Regions from separate parts of the Homo sapiens genome. Here region 2 is linked to region 1. Evidence: read pairs that join two places in POLR2A ChIA-PET (ENCODE). Cell type or tissue: GM12878. All regions are shown on one strand.

Region 1 (5,000 bases):
CTCTGATCCCCTATACCTACATTTCATGGGCTTCTCAGAATAGTATAGTGGTTAAGAACACTGGTTCTGAAATCTGACAGAGCTGCCTATCTCAACTTGAGCAAGGTAATCCACCTCACAGGATCTCAGTTTCCTCATCTGTAAAATGGAGCAATTGCAGTATCTACCTCTAAATGCCAGGGAACAGGCTTGAGGCAATAAGGGTATAAAGACTTGGCTTCATGACTAGCCTCACTAAAGCCACAATGAAGCATCATTATCACCCCCTGCACCTACCCTCTTCAGTCCCTTCCTCCTTCAAGTCCAGGCAAATCTGCCCTGTGCTCTGCAGAAGCAGCAGGTCTCCAAAAGCAGCCCATCGACAGAGCCCACGTCTCCTTTACCCATGGAGGAAAACTGCCGGTTGAGAAAACCTATTTCTCCTTCATTTTCCTTTTCAAAACAGCAAGTAGGCAATGCAAGCTGCCCACAGACCTGCCTGGGAGAAATGTCCTCCAGGAACTCCTCCAACCTGCTTGCTGATAACCATGCACAAGGGTCTGTTTTTAAAGCCTATCTGATTTTCTCCTCCCCCACTACACCATCTCCATCCAAGTCCTTGGACTCTGCAGTGGCTGCCTACTTTTCTGTCTCCACTCTGACCCCCTGCAATAGCCAGAGTGAGCTTTTCCAAATGTCAGTGGTACTGTGCCATCTCACTGCCCAAGACTTTTTAATGGCTTCCCACTGCACTTAGAACAAATCCATGACATGACATGATACCAGACCACCTCCCAACCTTCTGCCCCCTTCCTCCAACTTGCCAAGCTCCTACCGCACTGGCCCATTTCAATCCCTCTCAGTTGTGCCCTGTTCAATCTGACCTCAGGCCCAGACCCTGGCCGACTCTTGCCTGGCGGGCCTCTCCTCCAACCCTTCCCTAGTTAGCCAATCTTTTCTCACCCTCAGAGCTCAGCCTATAGCTCCTTCCCCAGAGAGGTTTGGCCTGACACCCCACCTTTAATCTAAATTAGGTTTTTCCTGTTTTTTTTTTTCCTTTTAAGGCACTTAACTCAATGCAAATTATATTTTTACATATATGTGTGTGTATTTTTTGTTACTGTCTTTCTCCCTCTTCTTATTCTTCTCTTCCTTTAACTCATAGACTTCGTAGAGGAAGAAACTATCAATTTTACTTACCTAATGAGTGGCATAAGGCCTGGGGTAGAATAGAAAAGCTCAAATATTAATTGATTGAATAAATGAATAATTTTATGAATGAATGTTATGTATTGGGGGGCAAATACAATCCGGAAGAATAAAAGGGTGACAGATAAATCCAAGGCATTGTTGATGGAAGGAAGGTGCACCTCATCCCAACCCGTAGAACAAACCACCTCCCCCAAGCATGCCACACCAGGCCTGAGATTTTTCCTTTTCACTTAAGCACGGTCGTCATCTAAAAATAAAAATGTCCCTGAGAGCAGCCAGATGAATTGAAGCATTCCTTTCTAAGGGACCCAGGGAAATAGGCAGATGCAAAGAGCAGAAGTGTAGAAGGAAATATAGAAATGAAATGGGGAGAATGAAGAAAAGTAGAGAAAAAAGAATAAAGGGCTGGAGTTCACTCACCACTTACAAAAAAAACTTTAGGCCAAGTATGAAAAATAAGCCCAACATGTCTCCTGTTTCTTGGGTCATATCACTGCATCACATAGTCATTATTCCTGAAATGAGCTACTCCGGCTTCTGTTCTGCACCTCAAAATAATGTCTGCTACAAAATAATGTCTACAGTATGATTCTGTTAAATATATATATACACACACACATACATATGTGTGTACATACATACATATGAGTGTACATATATGGATGTGTGTGTACACATACATGTGTATATGGAATTCTGTGCAGCATTAAAAAGAATGAAGGTAGAGTTAGAAGCACTGGAATGGAAAGAAATGTACAGCATATTGTGACTTGAGAAAACCAAGTTGCAGAATACTATTCAAAGTATGGCCCCATTTCTGGGAGAAAAATGAAAGCATGAAAGAGTGAAAGGGAGAGAGGGAGGGGAAGAGACAGTTTTTACAAGTATGGTTCACTCCCTCACTTCATTCAAGTCTCTGCATAATGTCAACGGCTTTAGAAATGCCTTCCCCTCTGGGCATGGTGGATTACACCTATAATCCCAGCACTTTGGGAGGCCAAGGTGGGTAGATCACCTGAGGTCAGGAGTTCGGGACTAGCCTGGCCAACACGGTGAAACCCCATCTCTAATAAAAATTTTTAAAAAAATTATCTGGGTGTGGTGGTGGGTGCCTGTGATCCCAGCTACTCAGGAGGCTGAGGCAGGAGAATCGGTTGAACCCGGGAAACGGAGGTTACAGTGACCTGATATCGTGCCATTCCAGCCTGGGTGACAAGAGCAAAACTCCGTCTCAAAAAGAAAAAAGAAAGAAATGACTGCCCTAGAGCACTCTAGCTCCTTATTCTGCTTAACTTTTCTTCATAGTACTCACCATGTTGTATTTTATATTCATTTGTCTTTTATTGTCTCTCTCACCTGAATATAAGCCCCACAAAGACAGTCATAGACCCCAGCAACTAGAACTGAGCCTGGCACACAGTATGCCATCAGGAAATATTTTTTAAATGTAGGAACTTCAAAGAGTTAACCTATAGAGAGTGGAACAGGCAGTGGGGAAGAATGGAAGACGTGCATTTTATTTTTATATTTTTGCAGTGGTTTGCTTTTTTTTTTTTTTTTTTTTTTGCACTCCCAGGCTGGAGTGCAGTGGTGTGATCTCAGCTCAGCTCACAGCTGCCTCGACCTCCTGGGGCTCAAGCGATCCTCCCACCTCAGGCCCTTAAGTAGTTGGGACTACAGGCAGATGCCAACACGCCCGGCTAATTTTGTGTATTTTTTGTGGAGACTGAGTCTCACCATGTTGCCCAGGCTGGTCTCAAATTCCCTGGCTCAAGCAATCCACCCAGCTCGACCTCCCAAAGTGCTGGGATTACAGGTGCAAGCCACCACGCCCAGGCTAGTGTTCTGCTTTATATGGCAATATGCTTTTACATTAAAAATTAAAAATCAACCACAAGCAGTGGAAGGAAAGACTTCTTGTAGACTGAGCTGATATCAAGCCCCCTGTGGCTTCCTAGAGCCGAGCAGAGTGAGGACCTCTCCTTTGTTGCCACAATGCTCTTTCCTGCCCATGTGAGTTCTCCCTTTTCAGGTAGAACTGCCCATAGTTCTTTCTGCTAAGCTCAGAAGGACCAAGAGTGAGCACCAACCTCCACTATACACAGGAGGAAACCAGGAAGGAAAAGCTGAAAGGAGAATGAATTCACTTATGTTTAAGGCAGAAGAGGGCTCATACTGAAACAATTCCGTAGATGAAACAGATGCAAAAGCACTTAACGGAAAAAGTGACAGTGTTAATAAAAGAAATCACAATGATAATTAGGTCCTCATTACTGTGTGACTGATGGACCTTCATCCGTTCAAAGCACTATTTTTTAGGCTCCTACGATGTGTGTTGGGCACTGTACCAGGCACAGACTTGGGATTTGCTCTCTCATGCTGGCATCTTGCAAGGCTTGGAGTTTCCTAATTTGCTTTGCTGCCAGGGTAAGATTTTAAAAGCAGGCCACTGTTTACATCCCTTCCGAACCTGCAACCCCAGTGACATGAGAACAATGTGGCCAGTCTCAGGCGTTGGTAGCCAGCACCTGGTGTGGTACCTACACTACGGACCGAAATCAGCAGCCCTTTCCTCAGCAGGATTGTGTGTCTCCCAAACAATTCTGCACATCCAGAGAAAAGCGAACTTATGAGTCTCTTTCTTACCAGCCTAACACAGGTGGCGTATTTCTAGAGCTTCATAAACTAGAGCAAGAAACACCTAAATATTCCCAGTCATGGAATCGGCAGATCCTCATCTTAGGGACATGGAACTTTTTCCTATGAATAGTGTCTTTCTCAACAGGAGGAAAGCATCATTTCAAACTTGTAAAAAACAAGATGCCTTACCTATTTCCCTAAAGTGGCTAGAGACTGAGATCTATGATTTATCTGAATAGTCTTATTAATAGTTATAAAGATGACTTGATTTTAAAGAATCCATTACATAATAGGCTCTTCTATCCTCTCTCTTCCTCCCATGTCTTAAAGTAAGTGATCCATCCTCGTCACACTAACTCAAGTACCTGAGCTCACAGGTCCGTCTCATTCTGCCTTACCTGGGACCAGCCCCACCAAGGACTCCTCTTCTGTTTTGCATTTGCCATTCTTCCCTCCCTGGTTAATTCTTTCCTTCAGTTTGCAAACATTATCAAGTTTTCCCATTGTCTAAAATTTTAAAAGGATGCTCCTTCTTTTCTCTGAGTTAGTTTCTTCACTGCCGACATCCTTCTTATAAGAGTCCCTGTCACTACTTGCCATTTCAACCACATAATACGGGCATCCAGGCCCTCAGCATGTACTTGAATCTCCTCTTAAAGTTTACCAGTGACTGTCTGGTGCTTTCTCAGCCTTCATGTCCATCTGGATCTCTCTAGCACTTATTATATGACTCCCCCTCTTTGAAACACCCTCCTTTTATCTTTTTTTTTTTTTTTTTTTTTTGAGATGGTGTGGAGTCTCGCTCTGTCACCCAGGCTGGAGTGCAGTGGCGCAATCTCTGCTCACTGCAACCTCCACCTCCTGGGTTCAAGTGATTCTCGTGCCTCAGCCTCCCGAGTAGCTTGGACCACAGGTTCACACACCACCACACCCAGCTGATTTTTGTATTTTTTGGTAGAGATGGGGTTTCACCATGTTGGCCAGACTGGTCTTGAACTCTTGGCCTCAAGTGATCTGCCCACCTCGGCCTCCCATAATGCTGGGATTACAGACATGAGCCACCGTACCTGACCTCCTCCTTTTATTTCTATGCTCTGTATGCTCAAGCTTCTTTTTCTGAACTCTCTAACACACCCTGCCTTCTTGCTAAGCGTGATTATTCCCCCCAA
Region 2 (5,000 bases), 120 kb after region 1:
GCTTTGCTATTAAGACAGGAAACACAGCAGGAGAAAGACTTCTGAGGTGAGAAAAAGGTGATGAGTTCAGTGATTGACAACAAATTGAAATGTCCATAGGCTATTTAGGTGGAAATGTCTAAGAAGTAATTCAAAATGCATTCATTCAGGGCTGGGCACAGTGGCTAATATCTGTAATCCTAGCACTCTTGGAGGCTGAGGCAGGAGGATCACTTTAGGCCAGGAGTTTGAGACCAGTCTGGGTAACAAAACAAGACCTTGGTATATGCCTGTAGTACCAGCTACTCCAGCAGCTAAGGGTTACTTGAGCCCAGGAGTCTGAGACTGCAGTGAGCCATGATCACACCACTGCACTCCAACCTGCGCAAGAGTGAGACCCTGTCACGTACATACATACATATATATAAAATTCATTCATTATTGGGCACCAGCTAGGTGCTGGGAATACTGAGATAATAAACAACCCCCTTCTTACCTTAAAGGAGCTCACAATCTATTAACAGTTGGGAAAATAGATAAGCATATGGACCCTTAGAATGCAACATAATAATTGCTATGGTAGAGATGTGAACTGGTTCCATGGAATCACAGAGGAAGAACATCAACTCCAGACTACAGTGGTCAAAAAGCAATGTAAAGTGGAGACAGAGATCTGCAGCCCAAACTACGTTCGGTCACCCAAACAACAAAAGATTAAAATTAAACACAAATTGTGGGCAATATCAACACTTGAGAAGTCTAAAGAAAACAAATCAAAAGAATCAGAAGCAATGGTCAGGGAGTTAGGAGAAAAATCAGGAAAAAAAAAAAAAACACTTTCAAGAAAGAGGAAGTGGTAAACAGCTCCATAAACATAGAAAAGTCTGTAGAATTAGGACATAAATGAGGGTTGAATTTTACATTTTAAGTCACTAATGATTTTAGTGATGGTAGTTTCAAAAGGATTTTCGCATCCATTTCTTCCTTTCTAATTTCTACCTTGCCAGTTCTGGCTCTCATTACCTCTTGCCTAAAATCCTAACTGGTCTTCTTACCTCCAGTTTCTCCCCTCCCCAATCCATCATCCTATAAAACGCTGCCTAATCAATCTTAAAATGCAGCTCACCTGCTCTAAAATCCCCACTGACCCACCACGACCTATAGAATTAAGCACCATATCTACTGTATGTATTCAGGATTCTTCACAAAAGCCCTATTCTACCTTACCAATATTACTTCTACTCCTCCTTTCATATCCTACACTCCAAAAAACAGTGGGCAGTCACTTCTCTTTCAGCAGAACCCACCCTGGAAAGCTTCTAAGTTTGAAGACACAATTACATTCCATTAAATACAAACTTTATTGCTCCCTCCCTTAATTTTTAAGCTCCTTAATTACAATTAGAAGACATAAAGGGGGAAAAACTCCCACTTACGATAGCAATAAAAAAGATAAAATACCTAGAAACAATAAATGTCAGGAGGCTGCGGCAGGAGGATCACTTGAGCCCAGGAGTTCCAGGCCAGCCTGGGCAACACAGCAAGAACCCATCCTCCCCACCTGCCCCCAAAATTAGTAATAATGCAATCTAAATTTTAAAAAAAATCAAATGGGTTGCTTTGTTTTTGGAATGAGACCTAGACAATTTTGAGACAATTCTTAAATTCACATAGAAAACTAACCATAAAAAAAAAGCTCAGAGGAGGAAATAAAGAAAACTGAAGGGACTAACCCTGTTAGACAGTAAAATATAATCTAAACCCTCAACAAATAAGACAGCGTGTTAATAGTTCACAAACAGGCAGACAGACTAAAGGAAGAGAAGTTCAAAAATGAAACAAAATATATGTGAGAATTCAGTATATAATGAGAAAAAAATGGACTAAATAGGTGAGGATGACTGTGTGGTTATCTAGAAAAAATAAAATTATACCTATAACACACTATTCATACAGATAAATGAAGCAAAGATTTAAATGTAAAAATAAACCCACAAAAATAGTAAGATAAAATACAACAGAATTCTTTATAAACTCAAGAATAAAGAAGGCTTTTCTAATTGACTCAAAATACTAAAGCTTAAAAACCTTCTAAATGTCAAAAAATCATAAGCAAAATCACTGAGTTGAAACTGGAAAAACTATTTTCAACTTATCACAAAGGATTAATTTCCCTAATGTATACCAAATTCCCACAAATTGGTAAAAAAAGAATCTCACAGAAAAGTGGGCAGGGTATATAAACTGACAACTCTCAGAAGAGAAAATACAGGTTTTTCTTAAGTATGTGTATGTTCAATTCATTCATAATAGAAATGCAAACTAAAACTACATTGAGTTAAAAAAATCAATTTTTCCACCTATTGGAGTAGCCAAAATATTTGTGGTAACAGGCTGTTTTGATAATATAGGATTGTAGGAACTCTCAACCACGGTTTTTGGAGGTACAAAATAGTAAAACCCTATGGAAAGTACTATCTGTCAACACTACAAATATATATAAGTTAACCCTTGAACAACATAGGATGGAACTGTGAGGGTCCACTTACATGTAGATTTTTTACAACCAAACTCTTATGGAATACAGTATTTGCAACATGCAAAACCCACGTATACAGAGGGCCAACCTTCTGCATACATAGTTCCACAGGGTCACTTGAGGGACCTGAGTATGCGCAGATTTTGGTATACGTGGGCATCCTGGAACCAACTTCCAGCATACACCGACGGACCACTGTACTCTTTAACCCAGCAACTTCGCTTCTAGTAACTTAGCCCCAGGTTATATTTGTACTTGTTGAAATTATAGCTATACAAAGTTATTTAGCACAACGCTGTACAAAATAGCAGAAGGTAGGCTATCTAAAATGTCCACCAATGGAGTAATTAGTTCAATAAATTATGGTATATCCATACGAAGATACTATGCCAACGTAAAATGCAATCGGGAAGAGGAGAAATGAGGCCTCGATATCTACTCAAGAGAGTCTTTAAGATCCGGCAGACTGTCATCATAAGAAAAAGAGCACAAAACTCTATTTCATAAATATCTAAAAGCAGTAGTTATGGCTCCACATACATCACAAACAAAAACCATGATTCAAAACCATGTATACCATGCTAACATCTGTATAAAAAGGGGGGAAATATACATTTTTTATATTTACTTATATATACATAAAAATATCTCTAGAATTATACAGAAAGAAATAAAAGCTACATGGTGTTCAGAGTGAGAACTCAGCGAATGAGTAACAGAGATGGGAGGGAGATACTTTTCATTAAATACTTTTTATGCTTTTTTATTTCTGAATGTAGATACATTATTTTATTAAGGTGAAATTTGATTTGTATTTGAGGGTGAAATTCTGTAAACAGGAGCATTACATAAACACTATGTAATATTTTGACAAAGGTAACTCCAACCAAAACATTGTTCAAGCTGAAAATATCTGTTCATGCAACCACTGAGCTTACTCTACTTTGGCATGGAGTAAGCATATTTAAGATGGCTCAACTAACTTTATAAAATTATAAACCAGATTATGAACTTCAATTGTACTCGAAAACATTCAATTTCTAAAATTAATATTCCTGGTTATCAGGCAGCTGTTTTTATAATAAATATTTCAACCTATTCAGAAACAATATATAAGCACATTTTTAAAACCACAGTATGTATGACTTTGCTGATTAATCTAAAAATCTAAGCCAAGTACCCAGTTGTTCTACAACTGACGGGAATTACTTTCCATAAATTGGCTAACATACAAAGCCTTTCATAAAAGGCTGAGAATTACAGTGTTTTGCAACATAAAGGAACTTTCCCATTTCAGAGACATTCCCAAGGTAGTGCTATCCACAAAAGATGAGTTTACTGAACCGAAACGTTTTGTTTCTAGTGCACCATCTCTTCTACTACATCATACTTCTTTCCACAACAGCTTACCTCTTAGGGATGTAAGGGGAACGTTCTCAGGGCTAAGTTTTAGAACCCAGAAAGTGATAAAAATAAATCTCAGAGAGACAGGACAACTCTTCATGACTTTATAAAAGATATATTTTGTGACAGGCAACTCTAATAATAAAATATTAGCAAAACCACTATAGTACCATTCAAACCATGTCTGGAACTCTGCAATCACAACATTAATAAAATATATTGCTATATACATTACAAATAAACCAAAACCTAAAAAGTAAGGATCATGATTTTTATTCTAGGTAAATTTTATCTGTTTCATGCTTGTATTTCTTGACTTTAATTTCTTCAATCTCTTATCATTATTTTTACCACTAACCCCATAGCATATCAATGATAGTTCCATTTTTCTTGAAAGGGGATTCAAGCAAAAAAAAAAAAAATTATAGTTCCAGGAGGATTTTTTTTATGGAACAAAGTATTATAGTATCATTTCCCAAATTTCATTTAACTGAACACTTTATCTTCAGCTGATGTTAATGTTTTCGTTTATCTCAGGGAACAATAAAGAATGTTGCATTTTAAAAAGCTTACTTTCTGAATTACTACCAAACCCCAAAACAAGGACAAATTAGAAGGGGCCAAATGTCTCTAAAAGTATTTCTCATTGTTTATATTTCATCATATTAAAATCTAGAATGTTTTCTTCTGCCTTCCAGTTTTATCCAGTAAAATAAATCCAATACTGCTTACTTTCTTGTAGCCTTAATAATTCATGTGCAATGATAAGACAAAACTATCAAGATTCATAAACACTCATCAATAACTATATCACTATCATCTTAATGAAAATGAACTTCATTTTACCCAAATTCAAAAAGATACTAAGACATAAATCAGAATGCTCACTAGAAGATTAGAAAATGTGATGTAGACACTCACCTACATAATGCATATTAAGAGCCAAATACTTATACTGGAAAAGAGGGTTATTACTAAGGCTACTTCTTTGGATCTGCTGGAAAAAGGAGCTGACATCCCATCTGTACAGGACATCCAACAGCATGATGCTTGGCACCCTCAGGGCCACATTTAACAC

The links. Peaks named below come from ENCODE experiments on the same cell type or tissue, not always from the same donor. Only the 100,000 strongest peaks of a DNase experiment are listed, where the experiment ranks them.
Region 2: POLR2A ChIA-PET joins it to region 1 with 6 read pairs; 2 of 35 experiments call an interaction of 5 or more read pairs at or near these places.

The regions. Positions count from the first base shown.
Region 1 is chr5:159,075,011-159,080,010 of GRCh38, forward strand. All of the region lies in intron 5 of EBF1 (EBF transcription factor 1), which reads right to left. Among named protein-coding and RNA genes, the nearest start is that of EBF1, 22 kb to the right of the region's middle. In GM12878, no CTCF peak of the experiment used is centred here; no DNase peak of the experiment used is centred here.
Region 2 is chr5:159,198,591-159,203,590 of GRCh38, forward strand. RNF145 (ring finger protein 145) reads right to left here. Exons shown (of 11, transcript NM_001199383.2): 2 at 4,844-5,000. Among named protein-coding and RNA genes, the nearest start is that of RNF145, 8.5 kb to the right of the region's middle. In GM12878, no CTCF peak of the experiment used is centred here; no DNase peak of the experiment used is centred here; H3K4me3 peaks cover 1,611 bases; H3K27ac peaks cover 1,981 bases.